Linked DNA regions of Homo sapiens: region 2 is linked to region 1. The links are chromatin loops, found by intact Hi-C in ENCODE. Cell type or tissue: A673. All regions are shown on one strand. Links, peaks and the distances in the headings refer to the core of each region. The heading gives the core; the rest is flanking DNA. Region 1 overlaps LOC105372666 (a long non-coding RNA gene). Region 2 overlaps LOC105372666 (a long non-coding RNA gene).

Evidence for each region. Peaks named below come from ENCODE experiments on the same cell type or tissue, not always from the same donor. Only the 100,000 strongest peaks of a DNase experiment are listed, where the experiment ranks them.
Region 2: a loop joins it to region 1, with 8 times the contacts of the local background. A loop is called at or near these places in 47 of 110 quality-filtered maps.

What each region holds. Positions count from the first base shown.
Region 1 is chr20:52,373,986-52,384,770 of GRCh38, forward strand. All of the region lies in intron 4 of LOC105372666 (a long non-coding RNA gene), which reads left to right. Among named protein-coding and RNA genes, the nearest start is that of ZFP64, 190 kb to the left of the region's middle. In A673, for the core only: CTCF peaks have their summits at 5,932 (motif pointing left) and 6,135; a DNase peak (open chromatin) is centred at 5,946.
Region 2 is chr20:52,237,824-52,248,608 of GRCh38, forward strand. All of the region lies in intron 2 of LOC105372666 (a long non-coding RNA gene), which reads left to right. Among named protein-coding and RNA genes, the nearest start is that of ZFP64, 51 kb to the left of the region's middle. In A673, for the core only: CTCF peaks have their summits at 5,005 (motif pointing right) and 5,205; a DNase peak (open chromatin) is centred at 4,998; H3K27ac peaks cover 1,224 bases.

The DNA.
Region 1 (10,785 bases), core at 951-8,950:
GAGTCTGGGAAAAGCTTTACCCACACTTAGACATTCACAGGGTGTGTCCATGTCTTGGGCTCTGAGAAGTCTTGCATTCGTCGCATTAGAAAAAAATCTAGTCGGCCAGGCGCAGTGGCTCACGCCTGTAATCCCAGCACTTTGGGAGGCAGAGGCAGGCGGATCACCTGAGATCAGGAGTTTGAGACCAGCCTGGCTAACATGGTGAAACGCTGTCTCTACTAAAAATACAAAAATTAGCCAGGCATGGTGGCAGGCGTCTGTAATCTCAGCTACTCGGGAGGCTGAGGCGGGAGAATCGCTTGAACCTGGGAGGAGGTAGAGGTTGCAGTGAGCCAAGATTGCACGATTGCACTCCAGCTTGGGCAACAAGAGCGAAACTCCGTCTCACAAAAAAAAAAAAAAAAAAAAAAGAAAGAAAGAAAAAAAGAAAAAGAAAAAAAATCTAGTCTAGTGTTTCCCAAACATATTTGGTGACATCAGTGAACATCATGAGGACCAGTGTTTCTGAGCACAGGTTTTGAGAATCCTCCTCCCGTTCTTTATTCCCGGGTCTCCTCTCCTGGCCTCTCTCTAGGTGCCGTGTTGATTTTTTTTTTTAATTTAAATTTAAAGATACCTCTTCCAGTATAGCTTTCAAGCTGAGCCTGGAGACATCTCCAGCCTCACCCCACTTCACTTCGCCCTTGAGTCGATCCTCTGGCAGCACCAGCTGCTCCCTTGGCTGCACGGTTCTTTCCTGTTTTATTTCACTCAGACAGATCTTTCCTCTTTAGGGTGCTCTCTCCTCATCTTGGTTTTTCCAGCCTTCCGCAATTCCTTCAGTCTCAGCTTGGGTGCCCTGTCCTCCATGAAGCCTGCCCAGATTTCTCGGATGGACTAAGTGCCCCTTTGCTTTCACTCCCTGGTGGGGAGTGGGGCAGTTGGACCTCCACGGAGCACTCATCGTGCTCTCTGTGGCCATCTACTTTGGTTTCTGTCCCTGCTCAAGATCCTGAGGGCTCCTCCTTGAGGGCAAGCTCAAGGTCTCCTCATTTATCCTCAGAACTTTGGACCTTCCAAAGTACGTATTAGGTAATTATCTGCATGGACCTTTAAAACTGAAGCTGAAAACATGTACCAAATCCACCCTTAAGAACCCCCCCTCCCGCTGCCTTAGGGCTTGGAGGCAACACCAGTAAAAACAAGTAAAAAACGGGGCAGGGTTTATTTAAAAAAAAAAAAATGGTGTGAAGAGCTCAAAGAAACATCAAAAGTCAATTTTTCAACGATGTGCAACTCTCCAAGTCAGAAAAATTTAATTTTAGGAAGAATAAGGCCAGGATGGATTGAAAATGGAATGATTTGAACATAGAATGTTTTGGCTCCAGGGGACGTAATAAACAGAGGACAGAGACTCCAAAGGATAGAGTGCCGAGCATTCACAGAAGCAGGGGATGCATAACATTGGAGCTTTTATCCAATACCAGGATGTGCATTCTTGGTTTTAGTAATATGTATGTATTTTAATGAGTATTAGAAAAAAAATTGGATTCTCCTATTTATGGTCACACTATCATAAGTTTCCTGACTTAATGCTTTTATTTGATTCAGGTCAAAGAAAAAAGTATAAAGACAAATTAGGACAGGTGGTATGTGGGTGGCTGATATACCAATGACTGATGCTGGGAAAATATTTTAAGAAACTGGACTGGTGATTGAGAAACCAGTTTTCCTGCCCTTTGGATACACAAACTTGCTTTGCTGTTCCTGTTGAGGGATGTTTGAATTAAGTGATGCTGCTCCTTCATATAGCTGATTGGACCAAGGGTGTTCTCCTGGCCTAAGTTGGGCCAATCCGATTCTCCTTTTCAGGAGTTTAGCTTTGGGACCCAGGGAGACCTAATGAGAATTCCGAGTGTGGTGTGGTGACTTGGTTGTCCTGTGGTTGCCATATTTTGCTATGTGAACTGAGAAGCTTAGATAGCTATGAGATATAGAAGGGAGAGTGAGATACAGAAGGGAGAGAGGGATACAGGGAAAGAAAAATAAAACAGATGCACAGAGAAAAGCAGAAATGACAGGCAGAGGCCCTGGTCACAGTTCTTTTCCAGATTCGAGTTCCTCCCTCGTCTGGCTGCAATCTTACCATTGGGTTTTCTGAGACACACTACCATGCTGATAACAAATCTCCACCTACCAACCCACTTCACCCCCAGCACTTGTCTCTTAGGCTTCTTTGAGTTACTACTGTTCCTTGCAGCAAAAACCCTCTATCAATGACTATCAAACAGGTAACTTACCTTCTGTGGACCTCAGTTACTTCATCTGGAAATGGCAGAAGCTAGCTAGTTTTCCCGAAAGTCAGGTCACACACCACTGGAGTAAATTGAGAAGACTCTAGGTGATATTTAGGTCCAACACCAAATATTGTTGAATTGCATAGTGATTCCATTTCTAAATGTCTTCCAGTCCTTCTGATTATATGTCAAGGAGAAGTTCAGTTTTATTCTAGTAGGTTTTCTTAAATGCTTTTCTAATGCTTTTTCTCTTTTTAACAAAGAGAAATGAGACTTCAGATAGGGAGATTTAAAGGCTATAATAGCCAGTTAGAAATTGGAATTTTTTTTCATTGAATTCATTTTTTACTGTTATTATTTATCATAAAATTATTTTAATTCTGGTTTTTCATTTATGGTAGTGAGATACAACTTCCTTTAAAAATAACTTTAAGATGGGGAGAGAAAAACCAGCTATTCCTTACAGTGGAATTCCAATTATAAATTCTGAATGACAGAAATAGAAAGTCACCATTTGGCCAACACCACAGTAATTATTATTGCAGGCAAGAATCATCAGTGAATGCTAAAATTAGTGGGTAAAATTAAGGTGAGAAACAGGATATTTGCATAGTCTCATAGACTAAAAGAATCTCCCCAGAAGGCACTATTTAGTACAAAGGAAGAAATAATACCTTTACAGTGGAGAAGAGGCTGACACTGCTTTCATCAAGAGACCAAAGTTAATAGTACATTAAACACCCCTGATATGAGGCACTGAGAAGGCGCAGCACCACTGTCAAAAATTGTTGACTTCAGGCTAATCATGAGTAAACATCAGACAAATGTAAACCGAGAGATATTTTACAAAGTAGCTGGTCAGTGCTCTTTGATCATGTTGAGGTCCTGAGAGACAAAGGAAGACTGAGAACCTGTCACAGATTGGAGGAGACTAAGGAGGCATGACAACTGCACACAATCCTGGCGTGGATGTGCTTTGAATCCTGGGTTGGGTCTTGGTTTAGGTCCTGGGTTGGGTCTTGGTTTAGGTCCTGGGTTGGGTCTTGGTTTAGGTCCTGGGTTGAGTCTTGGTTTGGGTCCTGGGTGGGGTCTTGGTGTGGATCCTGGGTTGGGTGTTGGTTTTGATCCTGGGTTGGGTCTTGGTTTGGGTCCTGGGTTGGGTCTTGGTTTGGGTCCTGGGTTGGGTCTTGGTTTAGGTCCTGGGTTGGGTCTTGGTTTGGGTCCTGGGTGGGGTCTTGGTGTGGATCCTGGGTTGGGTGTTGGTTTTGATCCTGGGTTGGGTCTTGGTTTAGGTCCTGGGTTGGGTCTTGGTTTGGGTCCTGGGTGGGGTCTTGGTGTGGATCCTGGGTTGGGTGTTGGTTTTGATCCTGGGTTGGGTCTTGGTTTGGATCCTGGGTTGGGTCTTGGTGTGGGTTTGGGTCCTGGGTTGGGTCTTGTCTTGGGTCCTGGGTTGGGTCTTGTCCTGGGTCCTGGGTTGGGTCTTGGTTTGGGTCCTGGGTTGGATCTTGGTGTGGATCCTGGGTTGGGTCTTAGTGTGGATCCTTGGTTGGGTCTTGGTTTGGATCCCTGGTTGAGTCTTGGTTTGGGTCCTGGGTTGGGTCTTGGTTTGGATCCTGGATTGAGTCTTAGACCAGAAATGACATTGATGGGCATTTGGTTATATTTGAGTAAGATCTGTAAATTACTGAACAGTATTATATTTATGTTAATTTCCTGCTTTTTAATAATTGGACTATAGTTATGTGAAATGGAAGCATTTTGGGAATCTGGAATCTGGGTGAAGAGTGTACAGGTATACTAGTTTTGCAACTTTTTTCCCTCTAAGTCTGAAATTATTTCAACATGAAAACCTAAAACAAACTGTAAAAATTTCATTTCTTCCTAGACCAATGGTTCCCATGTGGATCAATTATGCCTTTTGGGGGACATCTGGCAATGTCTGGAGAAATCTCTGGCCGTTGCAACCAGTGGGTAGAGGCTAGGGATGCTGCTACACATCCTACGGTGCACTGGGTGCCCCCAACAACAGAGAACTATCGGGCTCAAATATCATCAATGCTGAGATTGACAAACTGTTCTAGAACAACTGTTCTAGAACAAATATATTTTTTAAAAATAATATAAACACAAGGGATGTTAAGAGAATAATAATATAGGAGTTGTGTGACTATACTGCAGCTGCTATACAAGTGTCTGAACCTCATTAGAATTGATTCTGCATTTCTACCTGGGACTAACATTTTGGAGTCTATGAATTCAGGGGCAGTGTCATTCAAGGTTAGAGGTGCCAGGTGGGAAGCTTTGTGACTGCTCACTGCAAGTGGCCATCATTAGTAAACTATTTTCTTTCTTTCCCTTGGTCCAAAGCGAGTACATCAATCTGACCATTTCTAATGAGATATAGGATGATACTGCGTGGACAAGACTTGCTGTCAGCCACTGCCTGGTGGGCTTAGAGAAAGAAACGATCCTTCATTAATTAACCTTCACTTTCTATGTAGATTCACTCATTGAGATGCAGGTAATTAAACCAAGGTCATTTCAAGGACTGACAGGAGGAAAAAAACCCCAGCCGTTGGAAGGCGGTGCAGTTTTTTTGGGTAGAGGACTTGGAATTCTATTTTTATCTTGTGCAGAATTGTGGAATCGTCTTTTCTTGGCTTTTAAATAATCTAACCTTGTTTTAATGGGAGATTCTTAAATTCATCTCAAAACTGTATCTCAGAAATTTTTAAAGATTTAGGTTATTGTAGGTTATAGATAACCTCCTGTGGGTTTCAGGAATACATGTTAGGGCAAAAATTTAATTTAGGGGAGCTAAACCATGTAAAGGAAGGGAAATAGAATTATGTTTGAGAGACGAAGACCCATTTTATTGGAGGGAGGAGAGGAGTGCGATTGCTATTCTCTCAGTTTGAATTCTGCAGTTCTTGATTTTTATTGCTTGTAATATTGGGCCTGTATGATATATTATAGTGGTTAAGAACATGATTTAGAGTTGGGTAGATATGATTTCACGTCTTAGCTCTACCATAGACTCGGACCCTGGGTAATTCATTTCACTTATTTAGCTTTGGTTTCCTCATCTGTTAAATGGGTCTAATGCTGGTCCTTACTCTCAGGGTTGTTGGCAGGATTCACTGTAATAGCTAGAAAAGGATCCATTCTCAGGGTGCACATAGGGATGATAGTTACCTCTTAAGAAATGTTTGCTATGTGCCATGCGGTATTCCAAGGACTTTACTGCCTTCCATCAACCTTCTGAGTTAGGTTCTGTTATTGTATGTTTTATACATGAGGAAACTAAGACACAGAGAGGACAAATAATTTGCCCAAGACACCACAGCCATTAAGTAGCAGAGTTGGGAGTTGAACCTAGTTGGGTGGTTGATCTTTACACCCACACCATACCATCTCAAGTGCATAAACTGTTGGCTCTTATTATTAGTATCATCCTTCATTATACCTTAAAAATACATTGCTAAAGCAAATCCACTCAGGCATACTTTTCTCTTGGGGAAAAAGGTGGTTCTTGGGTGGTAGAATGAATGAGTTCCTTGAGGCCTACAATAGTCATATCACAAATTTAAGAGAATGCCCATTTGGCTTATTAATAAAAAATATGTAATTGCCATTGGGGCTTATCGCCACCTCGTGGCAGGCTGAGGCATGACAAGACAGCCTTGGCTGCCCTGTTGGCATTCCTGCAAATTTCCTTTTCTATCCGGGCCCTGAAAAGAAAATGTGCTTTGAAAAAAGATGTCTGCCATGTCACAGTCTCAAAGCCACTTCACCATCTGAAGGGAATGTATTTGGAATTGAGGTGTTACATTAAAGTTCCAGTATTACAATAGAAGCCAATGACATTTGGCTTATCAGTGTCCCTTAAAGGAGATTGTATGAATTTCTCCGCGTGCCTGGCTAAGCACTTTACCTTTAATCATAAAGGCGAAATGCTTAATTTGTTAAACATATACAGAATCAGAAGTAGGGCCATTCACTGTAGCTAATATCGCTTGCAGTTATTAAAGTCAGTTTTTATCTGTTTAAACAGATCATAAAAAAGTAAAATCTGAAATAAAGGACTAACTCCCTCCTTCCTATAATATTTAATACATATTCAAAATTCCGATTAAGAATCAGTGCAAACCAGAAGAGAGAGAATAGCTTAAAAGGCAGAAATAAAGTTTCAGTTTAACCACTATTTGTGTTCTAATTAAGGCTGGCCAACCTTTAAATGATGCAGTGTTTTTCATTAACTCACACGAAAATCATATCAAATCAGAATTCTTCCTCCACTACACCCCAACACATTCTTTGGTGTTTTATAAAACAGCAGGCTCATTTCTGTCCTGTCTTGACTACTCCCAACCATATGTAAGCTGAGGAAATGCCTCTAATTTACCACACTTTTGTTTCTCTTATTTTTTTTTGTTATTCTTACTCTTTTCTTCCATTTTATGATATGCAAGGTTCAAACAATCCTGCATGTTAGAAGCGAACATTACTCTGTGTGCAGTCTTTGGCTCTTGTAACATAAATGTAAACTGCTTGTCTTATGGCAGAAATACCTCTTAACCCTTCAATATTAATGTATTTTATTAATTTAAAAATTACAAAGAGGACTACTGCATGATTTTGTAATATTTCATGAAGACATGTATAGAAACCTCTATCCTTCCACTTCTAATGATATGGGAACACCAGTGTTAAGAGCTTGATGTATGTGGGTCTCTATTGTTGCCTGTGCCCATACAAAGACACACAGCATATATACACACATTTAACCTCCCTGTGCCCTGGCACCTGTTATCTGTAGAGTGAGGGATAATAATACAGATCTCCAATCTTTTTTCATACTTTTGAAACCTAAAAATCTCTGAAAATCAAAAGTTTTTTTATAACTCATTTGGAAGCAGAACCTGCCTAAACTGACATAAGGCTATTTATAGTCATTATTTATGGCAGCTAGTGAGAATGTTCAGATCTTTTAATGCAGAAATAGTAATGTTTTTGCCATCCCAGACCCCACTCGGCAGGATTAGATAATCCATGGTAAGTGCTTCTGGGGTAAGCAGCCTCCAAGATGACCCCCGATGATCCCCTCTTCCTGGTATTTATGCCCTTGTACATAACTCTCCCTGTGAATGTGGGCTGGACTTGTTGGCTTTCTCCCAATGAACAGAATATGGCAGAAGTGATGGAATGGCACTTTGAAGATTAGATTAGATGGGATGTAATTTTCATCTTGGATGCCTTCTGTCATCCTCTCTTGAATTGCTTGCCCTGGGGGAAGTCGGCTGCCATATTCTGAGGTAACTCTGTAGAAAAGTTCAAGTGGTGAAGAATTAAGGTGAGCTACAGCTCAGTGAGATTGAAAGCAGATGCTCCCAGCCCCAGTCAAGCCTTCAGATGAGACCACAGCCCTGGGTGGCATCCTGACTGTAACCAAGGTCAAGAACTCTTGAGATGGAGCCACCTAGCTAAGCTGCTAAGCCTTGCCCGGATTCCTGACCCTTAGGAACTGTGAGATAATACATTTTTTTTGTCGTTATTTTAAGCTGCTAAGTTTTGGGCATTTTGTTTTACAGCAATAGGTAACTAATACAGCACTATATTACTTTCTAAAATTCAAAGCATCTGACTTACAAAACATATCTGGCCCCAAGACTCAGATGGCTCTGTAGTACCTACTTCATAGGGCAATACTTGTTAATTGCTTAAAATCATGCATGGTACATTGTAGTAGTCAATAAATATTAGTTACTTTTAATCTTACCAAGATTTTTTTCTGTTGATTTATTAAATGAGATTGTACCACTTCTTTGGTTTTTGGTATTATCACTTACCAACACATTATTCTGCAACTTGCTTTCCCCCACGGCCCCCCCACCCCATTTAATAGTATTTTACAGAGTCTTCCAGGTCAATATAGATATAGATTTTAGTCATTTAAAAAATCAGTCAAATTCCTTACTGATCAGCTTTTTTTTTTTTTTTTTTTTTAGTTATTTTTTTCTTTCTCATTATTCCAGTTATTTTTTTCTTTGTTTTGGCCACTATAGACAATACTGCAAAAACTGTCTTGAGAATATTTTCAACTCAGCTGAGTAGTCCAAATTCAAATTTTTAAAGTCAGCTTTATAGAGGTATGATTTACACACAGTAAAATTCAACTCTTTTAAAAGTGTACAGTTCTATGTGTTTTGACAAATGTACACAGTCATATAGACTACCACTGTCATCAAGCTATGTAACAATTCCATCATCCCCAAATTCAATTTTGTTTAATATCTTTTGTTTTAAAAAGGTAGCAACTACAGAACAATATCAGCGCAACATTGTAGGCTATAACCATGTAAACTACCCTCCCTCTACTCCAACGTTAAAAGAAAAATCCAGCCAAACTGAAATGGCTCTTCAATTACTCCCAAGTTTTTAAACCTTTGCCAAAAGTGTTTGAGCTTAATTAAGTTAAAATATTTCAAAGGGAGCCCAGTTGTAATAATTTGTTTATAATACAAGCTTCCCTTTGATCATGAATGTTCACTTTTATAGAAACCCTGTTATCATTCTTGGGATAAGGGATAAAGTAAATTAACTTTGCGTTGGAGAAAAAAAACACAGGAAATTAAAGAAGTACCTGAGGTGAACTGCCTTATTAATAACAGAAAGATGTGACTTTATTGAGCCATTGGGCCAGTGGGGTGGAAACATAGAGTCTGTGGGGGAATAGTGTGAATTGCTTAGATATTATGGATACAGTTTATTAAAAAGATAGCTTTAAAAAATGCGCTTAATATCCCTCTTTCTGGTCCCAGTGTGAACCCTCCTGGTTCTTGCAAAAGACAAACATTGCCTTGAGAAAGTTAGCAAACAACGGCGCAGCACTCTTTCTTAATTTGGCTGGAAGTAGCTGGGGAAGGATTTTACATCTGTGCTGGTGGGCGTCCCAGGACAGAAGAAATTCAGTGCCACTTTTCCAATCCTTCCTTCTTACTTGCTTTGAAGAGAAGGTATATATATTTCCTCTAATCATATTTAAAATTCTGCTTTCAGGCTCTCCCTTTCCCTCCTACTATTTCCTTCCTTTTCTCAGCTTAATTTTGTTTTCTTTTGACAAATAGTCAGAATTAAAAAAAAAGATCTCTATATTAACTTTAACTAGAGAATAGCTGAGGTGCTGAGAGCATTCTGAGCTGGACTGGACTAGAATTTGCATTAAGATACTGGCAATGAGATGTAGAAAGAACAGGAGATTTAAAACATATTTTTGCTGGAGACCTGGTTTCTGATGCCAGCTCTACCACTTAAAAGCTGTGAGCATTTAGAGACTTTACTTACCCTCTCTGTAACTCAGTTGACTTTATTCATGGGATTATTAGAAATGTCAAGAGAATTAAGGTGTGTGAAAAGACTTTGAAAACCATTAATTACCTGTACAGAATAAATGATAGAAGAAGCGTTTGTGGAATTTAAGTGATAGGACTTGGGTTGTTTCCTGGGTCTGCCCCCTCATGACCTACTTAATTTCTGCGAGTCTCATATTCTTCTTCTTCTTCTTCTTCTTCTTCTTCTTCTTCTTTTTTTTTTTTTTTTTTTTTGAGATGGAGTCTCACTTTGTTGCCCAGGCTGGAGTGCAATGGCATGATCTTGGCTCACTGCAACCTCTGCCTCCCAGGTTCAAGTAATTCTCTTGCCTCAGCTCCCTGAGTAGCTGGGATTACAGGTATCCACCACCATGCCCAGCTAATTTTTTTATTTTTTGTATTTTTAGTAGAGACAGGGGTTTCACCATGTTGCTCAGGCTGGTCTCAAACTCCTGACCTGAGGTGATCCACCTGCCTCGGCCTCCCAAAGTGTTGGGAGCCACTGTGCCCGGCCCAGTCTCGTATTCTTTACAGGTGAAACGGGGAGGATACCTTCTCATGAGGCTGCTGTGGCTTTTACAGTTAATGTAAGCTCAAGTGTTCTGTAAACTCTAAGCAAGAGTTGGGAAACTTTCTGAATATAAATACTGAATGTTTGAGGCTTTGAAACCTGTATGTTTCTGTTGCAACTGTTTAATTTTACCATTGCAGTACAAAAGAAGCCACAGACAATACATAAATGAGTCGGTGCGGCTGTGTTCCAATAGAACTTTATTCATAAAACAAGTGGCAGGCCGGATCTGGCTTCACCTGCCACGGTATGCTGGCTCCTGTTCTGAAGCATATGATGCAGTTTCATCGAATTGTCCTAGTGGGTTTGGAGGCTGTCTGTAACTACTCTTCCGCATTTAGCCTCTCAGGTTGCCACAGAGAAAATGGGGTGGTGATTATGAGCTAGTGGTGTGTGATGTCAAAATGCTGGGAAGTGTGAACTGCGCCATAAGCTGTGTGGAGGCTCTGAAGGAAAAATTTAGTGGCCTCCATACCTCAAATCTGTATACCAAGAGAAATTACAAATGAATGAATGAATAATGAAATTACAAATGATTGGGTAATGAAATTACAAAGGAATGAAC
Region 2 (10,785 bases), core at 1,567-9,566, 140 kb before region 1:
CGGTGGGTCATGCCTTTGAGCAAGGAGATGTATTGCACTGTGGAGCAGTAAGGAGGCAATGGGATGGGATGGGGAGAGCTGAGGTCTCACAGGAGGAGACCTGGTTTGAATCCTGACTCCACTCCTTCTGGGCTTCATGACTGGACAAATAGTTTAAGTTCTTGGCAACACTATTCTCACTTAGAAAACGGGCATAACATTGTCATCCGGAGGCTTCCTTGTTCCAGGGGATCTGGAGAAACTCTGACCTCAGTTCCCCTAGTTCTAGGGTTGTGGCCATCCAGCCCTTGGATGTCATACTACTTTTGTGAATTCCTGGGAGACTTCAATGCAGGCACCCTCTGTTGGAAGAGGAGTGAAGAGAAACCTAAAAAAAGTTTGCTCAAAAGATTCTTTGAAATCTTTTGAAGTCTCCAGAAGAGACTGAAATGCCTTAATGGGCAAGTTTGTTTTTACTTCCTCTGGGCTCCAGACCTGCGCTGTCCAGTTGAACTTTCTGTGAGGATGATCATGGTCTATATCTGCCCTGTTCAATGTGGTAGCCACTAGCCACATGGGTCAGTTTTACTGAACACTTGAAATAGGGCTCATGCAATGAGACACTGAATTTCTAATTTTCTTTAATTTTAATTGATTACAGTGTAAATGGAAATAGTCACACGTGGTTCATGGTTACCATACAGGGGAGGAGGCTCTAGAGGGAGAAGATGCCAGTTATGGAGAACAAAGAAGCTCTACTTGTTACTTGAGTGGTAGAGTTTAAATTCGTAATCCTGCTGTATGTAGGGTGTGGCCTCTGTTTCTGAGACTGTAGGTGATGGGCATGCAGAGGGCCAGGACCATGAGCCTGGGGCAGAAATGGGGAGCAGAGAGGAGCAGGGGCAACCCCAGTAACAAGAAAGGAAGGACCATAGGAAGTGATCACCAGGGTCCCTTCACAGGTTATTGATTTTTTTTTAAAAACAGGATAGGGTATCACTATGTTTCCCAGGCTGGTCTTGAACTCCTGGGCTCAAGGGATCTTTCTGCCTCAGCCTCCTGAGGAGCTGGGATTATAGGCATGCACCACCATGCCTGGCAATTTTTGAAAGAACCAAACTTCTTTACAGAGAGGAAAGTAATCTCAGAAAGTAGGTTGGGGAGAAAATTAGTCAAAAGATAAAAAGTTACTTGAAAGGTTCTATTTTAAGCCAAAAGATACTGTATGTAAACAAGAAGAGACTGAGATGCCTTAATTGGCAAATTTAAATTTCTATTTCTACCCATCCCATCTGCCCACCCCATTGACCCAGGGGTCAAAGAGCAAGATTAAGATCAGTTATAGAAAATAAAGGTACATTTTCCTTCATAAATGAACATAGCATGCTAAAGATTTTTTTATTTGATTATAATAATTGCATATTTATTTATGTAATTGCTCAGTTAATGTCTATTGCCTTCTTGGTTGTAAACTCCCCGAGGCAGGGGTTGTGTTTGCTGTTCTCATGGTTGGATAAAAGACCAGGCGGAATGTTTGGCACAAGGGTTGTGTGCTTGGGACATATTTTCTGAAAAAACAAGCTTAGTCTAGTGATGGGCACCCAGCAGTTTATCTGTGATTTAATTTTTCCAGCCTCATATAGCAAGGGCCCCTTAAACAGAGTAATTGAAATGTATTTTTGTTATGTGCCACCTGGTAAAGACCACTGGATTCATTTGTCTGTAATCTTGACAAATAGTAATTTTTTTTTAAGTGATAAGATCTTGCTACACCTTGCTGTAGCCTGCTACAGCCCAGGCTAGACTTGAACTCCTAGCCTTAAGCGACCTTTCTGCCTCAGCCTTCTGAGTAGCTGGAATTACAGACACACAGCACCATGCTGGCTGACAGATGGTAATTTTTGTCTTCAATAGGTTAAGAGGAATGGTCACTTAAGGACATAATCAGTTGGATATCTGCTTATCAGATTAAATAATCAAATTTAATTTATGTAACAAGTTAGAAAGGATTTTAGTATTATCTGTAGTCAAATTTCTCCAAGTTTTCAGTCAAAGATTTTTTTGCCATCGATATATAAATGCGTACTATTATTTTGTTTTTCATTAAATTAACTAAAAAAATCAAGCTTAATTCCAATCTTGGCATCTTGTTTCACAAGGATGTCTACAAAATCAAAGATTTTTTGTGCTAAATTTTTTCCTAATATACGCTAAAACAAACACATCACTAGCAGAGAGTGGAACCATTGTGTCTGCTACCTGAATGCTGAGTACTGCACTTTGGGTGAATCCCAAATGCTTAACTATTGAAGTGATGTTTTATGGATTGAGCCTATTTATTAAATATGGGAGGTCCAGGGTCTCTGAACTGGAAACTGGGGTCCTCTACCCCGAGGGAAAAGAAGTAGCTGGTTATGGTGATTGGCACTGTTCCTAGTTTCCTCAGGACTTTCCTGGTATTGGCACTGAAAGTCCCACTCCCTGGGAACCCATAGTCCTGGGCAAACCAGAATGGTTGGTCACCCTATAGTTGGCATAATCATAATTTTAAGCCACCATCTTTTTAGAGATGGCTTGGTTAGTCCAAACACCTTGGCAAAGAGAGAAAAAAATAATCCTAGACTTGGAGGTGGAAAAACTGGGTTTAAGAACTGACTCTTGGCCAGCTCATACCTGCAATCCCAGCACTTTGGGAGGCCCAGGTGGGAGGATCGCTTGAGGACAGGGGTTTGAGACCAGCTGGGGTAACATAGTGAGACCTCATCTCTACTAAAAATAAAATCAGCCAGGGGTGTCGTGATGTGCACCTGTAGTCTCAGCAACTGGAGAGGCTGAGGTAGGAGGATAGCTTGAATCCAGGAGTTTGAGGCTGCAGTGAGCTATAATGGTCACTTCACTCCAGCCTAGGCAACAGAGCTAGGTCTTATCTCTGGAAAAAAAAAATAAAAAAAAAAGAACTGTACTGCTAATTTGCTACTTGTTTTAATTTGGGATTCCTCAGAGGTAGAGGAGACACAAATTTGAGTACAACTAGTTTATTGGGTGGTAATCCCAGGAAACACCCATAAAGGAGTAGGGATGTTAGACTAGTAGTGAGCCAAGAAAGGGTGCACTATTAAGCAAGTTACCACTGTGGGTAACTGGAGTTTAATCCCAAGTGAATGTGGAAAGCATGCCCCTCCCACCTCTCCCACCAAGTGGGAGAGGGAGCTGGGGTATTTACACCCCAGTCCTGTTAGTCATTGGTTGAGAGCTGTTCCTGGGGATGTTAATTCTCCCAGACTTTTGGCTTGCCCTGAGTGCATGAGCAGAGTGGGTTCCTGCCACCAGGGAAACTCCTTCAGCAAAGAGAAGGGACGCTGGCAGAGGGAACTACCCTAGTGAATACTATTAGGTTGGTGCAAACGTAATTGCGATTTTTACCATTACTTTTGCACCTGCCTAGTAAAATGGAAAGTCCTTTTAGGGGCTGTGAGCCAGGCACCATGTCTGTTATAGGGACTGTGGGCACGCACTTTCCCTTCTTGAGTTATATTTTTTCCATGAATCATATGAGAAGTGGGAGTTTGATTAATGCTTCCTAAAGTGTGAGACAGAGACCTGCCAATATGGGAGATGATTTTGGTGCCACATGGACACTCGCTTTAAATAGCAGGGAATCACAGGGAGGAAGTGTTCTCATGTCTCAGTCAGCCCTCCATATATATTGACAAGAAAGTCTCCATCGGGTGCTCTTTTAACCCAGACTCCTCTCTTCTCTTTTAATCTTCCTCTTTTAACAGAAGAAAGCAGTCTTCAATCCAAACTATAGTATCTGGCATGTAATAATACTGTTTTAAAATATTTTATTTATTTTTATTGCTAGTGTCTATATATGAAATATGATCTTAGCCCTCCTTTATTTAAAGTCCAGCTGGTTAAAGACAAACATTAAGTCAGTAAACGGACACATGGGATGTTAATATGATGAAAATTATGATGGTGAGATATTGGGTAACTCTAAATGCTCTCCTTGTTCAAAAAGTCCAATGTTTCTGTGTTTGTTTGAGAACCTTGTTTTGTGATACTTCCTGTTGCTGACTTTTCTGATCATATGTTGAACCTTCTCCACATGCTAAGTTTAGAAATCTTTTCCATGTCAGGCGCAGTGGTTCATGCCTTTAATCCCAGCACTTTGGGAGGCTGAGGCGAGCGGATCATTTGAGGTCGGGAGTTTGAGACCAGCCTGGTCAACATGGTGAAACCCTGTCTCTACTAAAAATACAAAAATTAGCCAGGCATGGTGGCATACACCTGTAATCCCAGCTGCTCTGGAGGCTGAGGCTTGAAACTGGGAGATGGAGGTTGCAGTGAGCCGAGATCGTGCCACTGCACTCCAGCCTGGGTGACAGAGTGAGACTTCATTTCAAAAAATATAAAATAAAATAAAAAGTAAAAATCTTTTCCCGAACTTCACTCAGGTGGTATAAACAGAGACCAACTATGATGAATGGTTATGTAAAGATCGCCAGTCCTGGGTGCTTTTTTGAGATTATGCTGCAGCAGGCTTTCTCAGAATCTCTCCATTCTGCCTAGAGAGGGATTTTAATTTGGTTGTTATTGTCATCTGCATCAGGCCACAAGATGACATCAGCAGATTTTTGCCGAAGCCCAAAAAAGATAAATATTTAAGAAGTATTTAAGAGGGGGTAGATGTGTTCCCATCTTACAATCATTTGGGGTCATGCTTGCATTCAAGGATTTCTAAACAAAGGGTGGTATTTTAATAAGAAAAGTGATTGTGGTTCCAGTTTTGATGTGATTTGAGATGAAAACGATATTTTAAAGACTGACCAAAATTGCATTTAATAGCTGAAAAGAATAAACACTTAAAAAAATAATGACCTTAACAAAGAAAGTTGTGATTTAAAGCAATACATTCTAAGCATAGTCTGTTTTATCCATACCAAATGTGAGATGCAATATTTTCTGGAAATAGGTCAAATTCTGAGTATTTTGTATAAACAATATATTCCACTAGAGGGCGCTATTTAGTTGTGTATTTAACGTTCTTTTTCTTTTTATAAAAATAAAAAAGGCTATAAGATGATGAATTCTGATATGATTCTTGTTGAGCATGTTATGAAATTTCCTCCCAGACATTGTTTTATTTTCAGCTTATATGTGTGAAACTTCACTTTAAGAAGTATACATGACCCTGAATCTTTCAATATGTATACAGTCCCAGCGGTATTATGGTACAATAGAAGCAAAAGACATAAGTTTAAATTATTGTAATCCCAGAGGTCTTTTGACTGTTGTTTCTCTTTATATGTTACCTCATGAAGAAAATTTATTGTAAATATTAATATTGTCTGTTTAGATCTTATGTGAAAAGACAAAGAGAGGGAGTGTGGCTCTGGGTGGGTGATCCTGTCACTTTTTCCAGGGTGGCTTTTGTTATCTAAAACAATTTACAGGAGAGTCTTTCAGTTTGTTTTTCAGGATTTCGGTCTCTTAAGCTCATATTGTCTCCACAATAGTCATGGCCTACATTTCTTTGATTCTAGTTTTTCTAGACTCATTACCTTTCTCTTTTCCCTCTGGTTTCTCAAACTATGCTGTATGAGATGATAGTATTTATTTATTTATTTATTTATTTTTGAGATAGAGTTTCACTCTTGTTGCCCTGGCTGGAGTGCAGTGGCATGATCTCGGCTCACTGCAACCTCCAAGGGTTCAAGCGATTCTCCTGCCTCAGCCTCCTGAGTAACTGGGATTACAGGCACCTGCCACCACGCCTGGCTAATTTTTGTATTTTTTAGTACAGATGGAGTTTCACCATGTTGGACCAGGCTGATCTTGAACTCTTGACCTCCGGTGATCTGCCTGCCTTGGCCTCCCAAAGTGCTGGGATTACAGTTGTGAGCCACCGTGCCTGGCAGATGTTGGTATTCTTAAAACCACACTGGTCTACACTACCTTTAAAAACAAATTGTGACTTTCCCTCTAATTTTCAGAAAAAATAACAGGATTTTCTCAATTTATGTTATTTCACTGCATTACATTTTTCTTAAACAGTTTTAGGTTAAGGCTGTAATTATGATATTGATATAACGCAGACATGTCAAAGTTATTTAAACCTAATACATGTCTGCATTTTATCAATATACATTTATTTCATGTTCTTGTACAAAAGACTTCATTAACATATTTGGGAATTCTCTAACTTTGTCCTGAAATTCCCATTCTTTTTTAATTTTTATAATTACACCTATATTACAGAAACATGTTTTTATAAAAATTCAAACCGTAAGCATTTCATAATATAATTCTTAACATAGAGTCAAAAATGATAGTTCCTCTTCATTCTTTCCTGCAAATCCTCTTCCTTCCCCAGAATAGTCACTGTTCAGATTTAAATGTGTATCTTAAGACATTTCCTGTGCACATGTGTAGTTGAAAAGGAAACCTCTAGTTTTTATTATTTTTTTCTGATGGAATCATAGTCTATATATTGATATATTGCTTTCCTTAGTGAACAATTGTGTGTTGGCCGTCTCTTCATTTCACTACCTGTAGGTCTAGCTCATTCTTTGTAACTATTGAAGAATATTCTATAGTCTGTATGGATGTTCTTTCATTTATTTAACCAGGGATTGAGGGATTGAAGGTGGAGCCACTTGTTCTGTCTCTCTCTCTCTCTCTCTCTCTCTCTCTCTCTCTCTCTCTCTATATATATATATATATATATATATATACACACACATATATATACATATATACACACATATATACATACACATACACACACACACACACACACACACACACACATATTTTTTTTGAGACAGAGTCTTACTCTCTTGCCCGGGCTGGAGTGCAGTGCCACGATCTCAGGTCACTGCAGCCTCCACCTCTAGGAAGCAAATGATTCTCTTGCCTCAGTCTCCCATGTAGCTGGGACAACAGGTGTGTGCCACCATGCCTATCTAATTTTTATATTTTTTGTAGAGATAGGGATTCGCCATGTTGGCCAGGCTGGTCTTGAACTCCTGAGCTCAAGCCATCCACCCGCCTTGGCCTACCAAAGTGCTGGGATTACAGGCGTGAGCCACTGTGCCAGGCCCACTTGTTGGATATTTTTAACAGCTCTGCAAGAGACATCCATGTTTACACACCTGTGGGTGTGTCTGTAGAATCTCTAGCGGAGTCTCTTGATCACAGGGCAGGTTTACATTTTTGGTCAGCATTTCTATCCTCAGAACCATATTTTCTCATTTCTTTCTTTCCTTTTTTTCTTTTTTTTTTGGGATGGAGCTTTGCTGTTGTTGCCCAGACTAGAGTGCCATGGCACAATCTTGGCTCACTGCAACCTCTGCCTCCTGGGTTCAAGCAATTCTCCTGTCTCAGCCTCCCCAGTAGCTGGGATTACAGGCACACGCCACCACACTCAGCTAATTTCGTATTTTTAGTAGAGATGGGGTTTCTCCATGTTGGTCAGGCTGGTCTCGAACTTCCAACCTCAGATGATCCGCCCACCTCAGCTTCCCAAAGTGCTGGGATTACAGGCGTGAGCCACCGCGCCCAGCTTTCTCATTTCTTAAAACCAGGAATAACTTACTAAAGTTATGACCTGGGAGACAGTTACGGAAATTTTCATGAGGACTCACCTGATGCCTGTGAGGAGGTGGGACAACTTCCGTGGTGCCACGTGTGGATTTCATGGAAAACCTCAAGCCCTAGTTTCAAGGATATTGCTAGGTTCAAGCAGATTCAATTTCTTAGAAGTGGCATTGGAGACCATTAATCTGATAAGGTAAACCTTCCTTGGTTAAAGACAACATGAGAATTCAAATCTGTGAACATTTGTTGAGTACCTAACCTGTGTAAGCTGCTATGTTACTCATGGCTTGAAATTAAAAATGAGTTAAATAGAGTCTGTGCCCACAAAGAGGGCAGCAGCACCAGCAGAGATGAGATGAATACACAATTAAATCTAATCCCAGGCCATGCAAGCCAGAGACAGTGGAGCTGGCCAGAGGTCTTGTGAGTTGCTAAGCTGGGTAGGAAAAATGAGGATGGATGGGAGAGAGACAAAGTAAATGAGAGAGGAGGGGGAAGAGATATTGATTTGAAAATGAATAGGAAAGAGAAGAGAATGAGAGAGGAGAATGAGAGAGAGAACAAATAAATGGGGAGGAAGGAAAGAGAGAGAGCAGATGTGTCTTGAAAGCTGGGCAGATCCTCCACTAGTGAAGATGAAGGGAGAGAGGGGGCAGTGGTATAGTAGAAGATTAAAGAAATAAAAACAATGTAAAAATCTTATTAATTTAACCTCACCAAGACAACCACTACTCTTCTTGTGGTGTATTTCTTTTCCAGTGCATATTTTATAATATTACAAATATTATAATATTTGGATTTTTCCAATGCATATTTTATAATATTAAAAAAAGTTATAAAAATAAAATTTTTATAATACACAGGGTCCACACATCCCAGCTTTGGAAATACCTCCTGGGGGTCCCATCCTGCTGACAAGAATGGGTACAGAAGCCCTCCCCAACACCACCCAGAGCTCTCTGGAAAGGGCCTGATTGCCCATTCAAATGGAGCTCTGATTGCTAATGTTATAAAAGTAGATCCTCCTTCTTCAAGGGCAGAGATAGTTTGGTCTTTGAGACACATAGATGCCCAATCACCATTTCTGGGAGACACCATCCAGTGCGGCAAAGAGAAAGTCAAGCAAATTGAATGCCTGTATCAAAACATGTTTATATCTGTCTACACTTGTCAAGTTATCAATCAACACCATTAGGTGATTTTTCATCACAGGCCTCCATCGCTGCAGTGCAGAAAAAAATGGAAAGGAATGGCTGGAAGAATTCTGGATTAAGGAAGAAGTTCCTGTTCATTCATTAAGCACTTTTTTTTAAAGTTACAAAAAAACTAATTTTGTTATTAATGTTATGTTTCAATTGGTTGTGGCAGCATCAGGTAGACACCCCAAGTGAAAGGGAAGCAGAGAGTCCTTGGCGTGATTTCAGGTTTCAGACTCCCTCATGGTCTTTAGAAACATCCTTCTGGGGCTTCCTTACCATGCTGTTAGGTGTACATGTTTTCCGGTTTACTATTAAGGACATTACAAAGGATATCGATGAACACCAGATGAAGAGATGGATAGGGCAAGGAATGTGGGAAGGGGCACTCAGCTTCCATGCCCTTTCCAGGTGCCCAAACCTCCTGGAACCTTCAGGGCTTCGCTTACAGGAAGCTCCAAACTTTTTTTTTTTTTTTTTTTTTTTTTCCTTTTTAGTATTGTAGGTACCAGGAGGACAGGGACCATGTCTGTTTGAGAATGTTTGTCTTCCATCCTGGGGAAAGTCATCCTCCACATAAGAATGAGTCAAATGTCTCCTTCGAAATGTAGCAAGAAGCAGAAAACAGGTTGTTTTTTTTCTCATGGGATACAGTTTGAAGCTTCAGATTCTACAATATATTTTAAGTTTAATTTTTAATGGAGTGTAGTTTGGACCAACATTTTGACAGTCAGAAGAGAGACCATTTTAGAGAGAGGAATCAGCATTTATAAAAGGGAGATAATTGATGTATTAGGGGTAGATGAGGAGGAACTCCAGATTTCCTGACTTGGATAGAACAGATGGAAGCTTCTGAACATCTAAAGGTGTCATAGACATGGATCTGGTCCTTAAGAATTGTACATTTGCTATTTCTTCTGGTTGTTCAAACCTCTGTTTTGTGTGTGTGTGTGTGCATTTTTCCTAGGCTTGGAAAATGTCCCAGATGTCTTTGTCATCCATTGTAGCAGGCAGAGGCTCACCTTCCCAGCCTCTCTTGCAGCTAGGGCGCAGCTACAGCCAGACACCCCACCCCAGACCCTGAGCTTCTTGCTGGTGAGCTGAAGCAGGCACCATGTGGGACCCATGCTGGGGAGTGCTGTGGGAGCTCCACCCAGGTCCTGGATCCAGCAGCTCCAGGGGCTTTCGTGGTGGTGTTCAGAGCCACACGGTGATGCAGGTGGTGCAAGCCCCCGGATCTGAGTCTAGAGGGGCTCCTTGGTGTTTCATGAGGTAGTTCTTCAGGAGCTTTTGGATTTGTTTCCTGGCTGAGCTGGTTCTCTGTTTCTCATGGGGATTGTCTGATCACAAAATATCCTTTATTAAATTCCATTTCCACTCAAAGTAGCCAGAGGTGGTTTCTGTTGCTTACAACTCTGATTCTTGACTTTAGGATGGGTGCATGAGCAGAGTGGTGAGAGAAGAGGCTGGGAGAGGCACTTTTGATGTAAGTTGACACTGAACAAATGCCTCTATGGGCATTGGCTATGGTAACAAAATTTAATATCCTCAGGCAATTCATAGAAAAATAAGTATATGAAAAATTATGCAGCCTCAGTAAAAATGAAATTGCAAACAAAATCAGGTATTAATTTTATTTCAGAGAGGTGGAAAACATGAAAAAGAAAATTCTCAGTGCTGGTAAGGATGTGGGAAAGCAGACACTCGAGGTTCCACCAATGCAAACTTTCTGCAATAAGTGCCACAGATACTTCTTGTCCATGTGCTTCGATCCAGCAATTTCACTTGTAGGAATTAACCTAGGGAAATAATTGGATAAGTACATTAAGATGTATGTGCCAAGATTCTCATTGCACTGTTGTTTATTTCAGTGAAAAACTGAAAGCACTCAACTGCCTATCAATAGGGGATTGACCAAATAAATTCTTATACCATGCAGGATGTATGTATTAATGCACAATGTAGTTAGGTATTGATATGTTTTGGCTGTCCCCACCCAAATCCC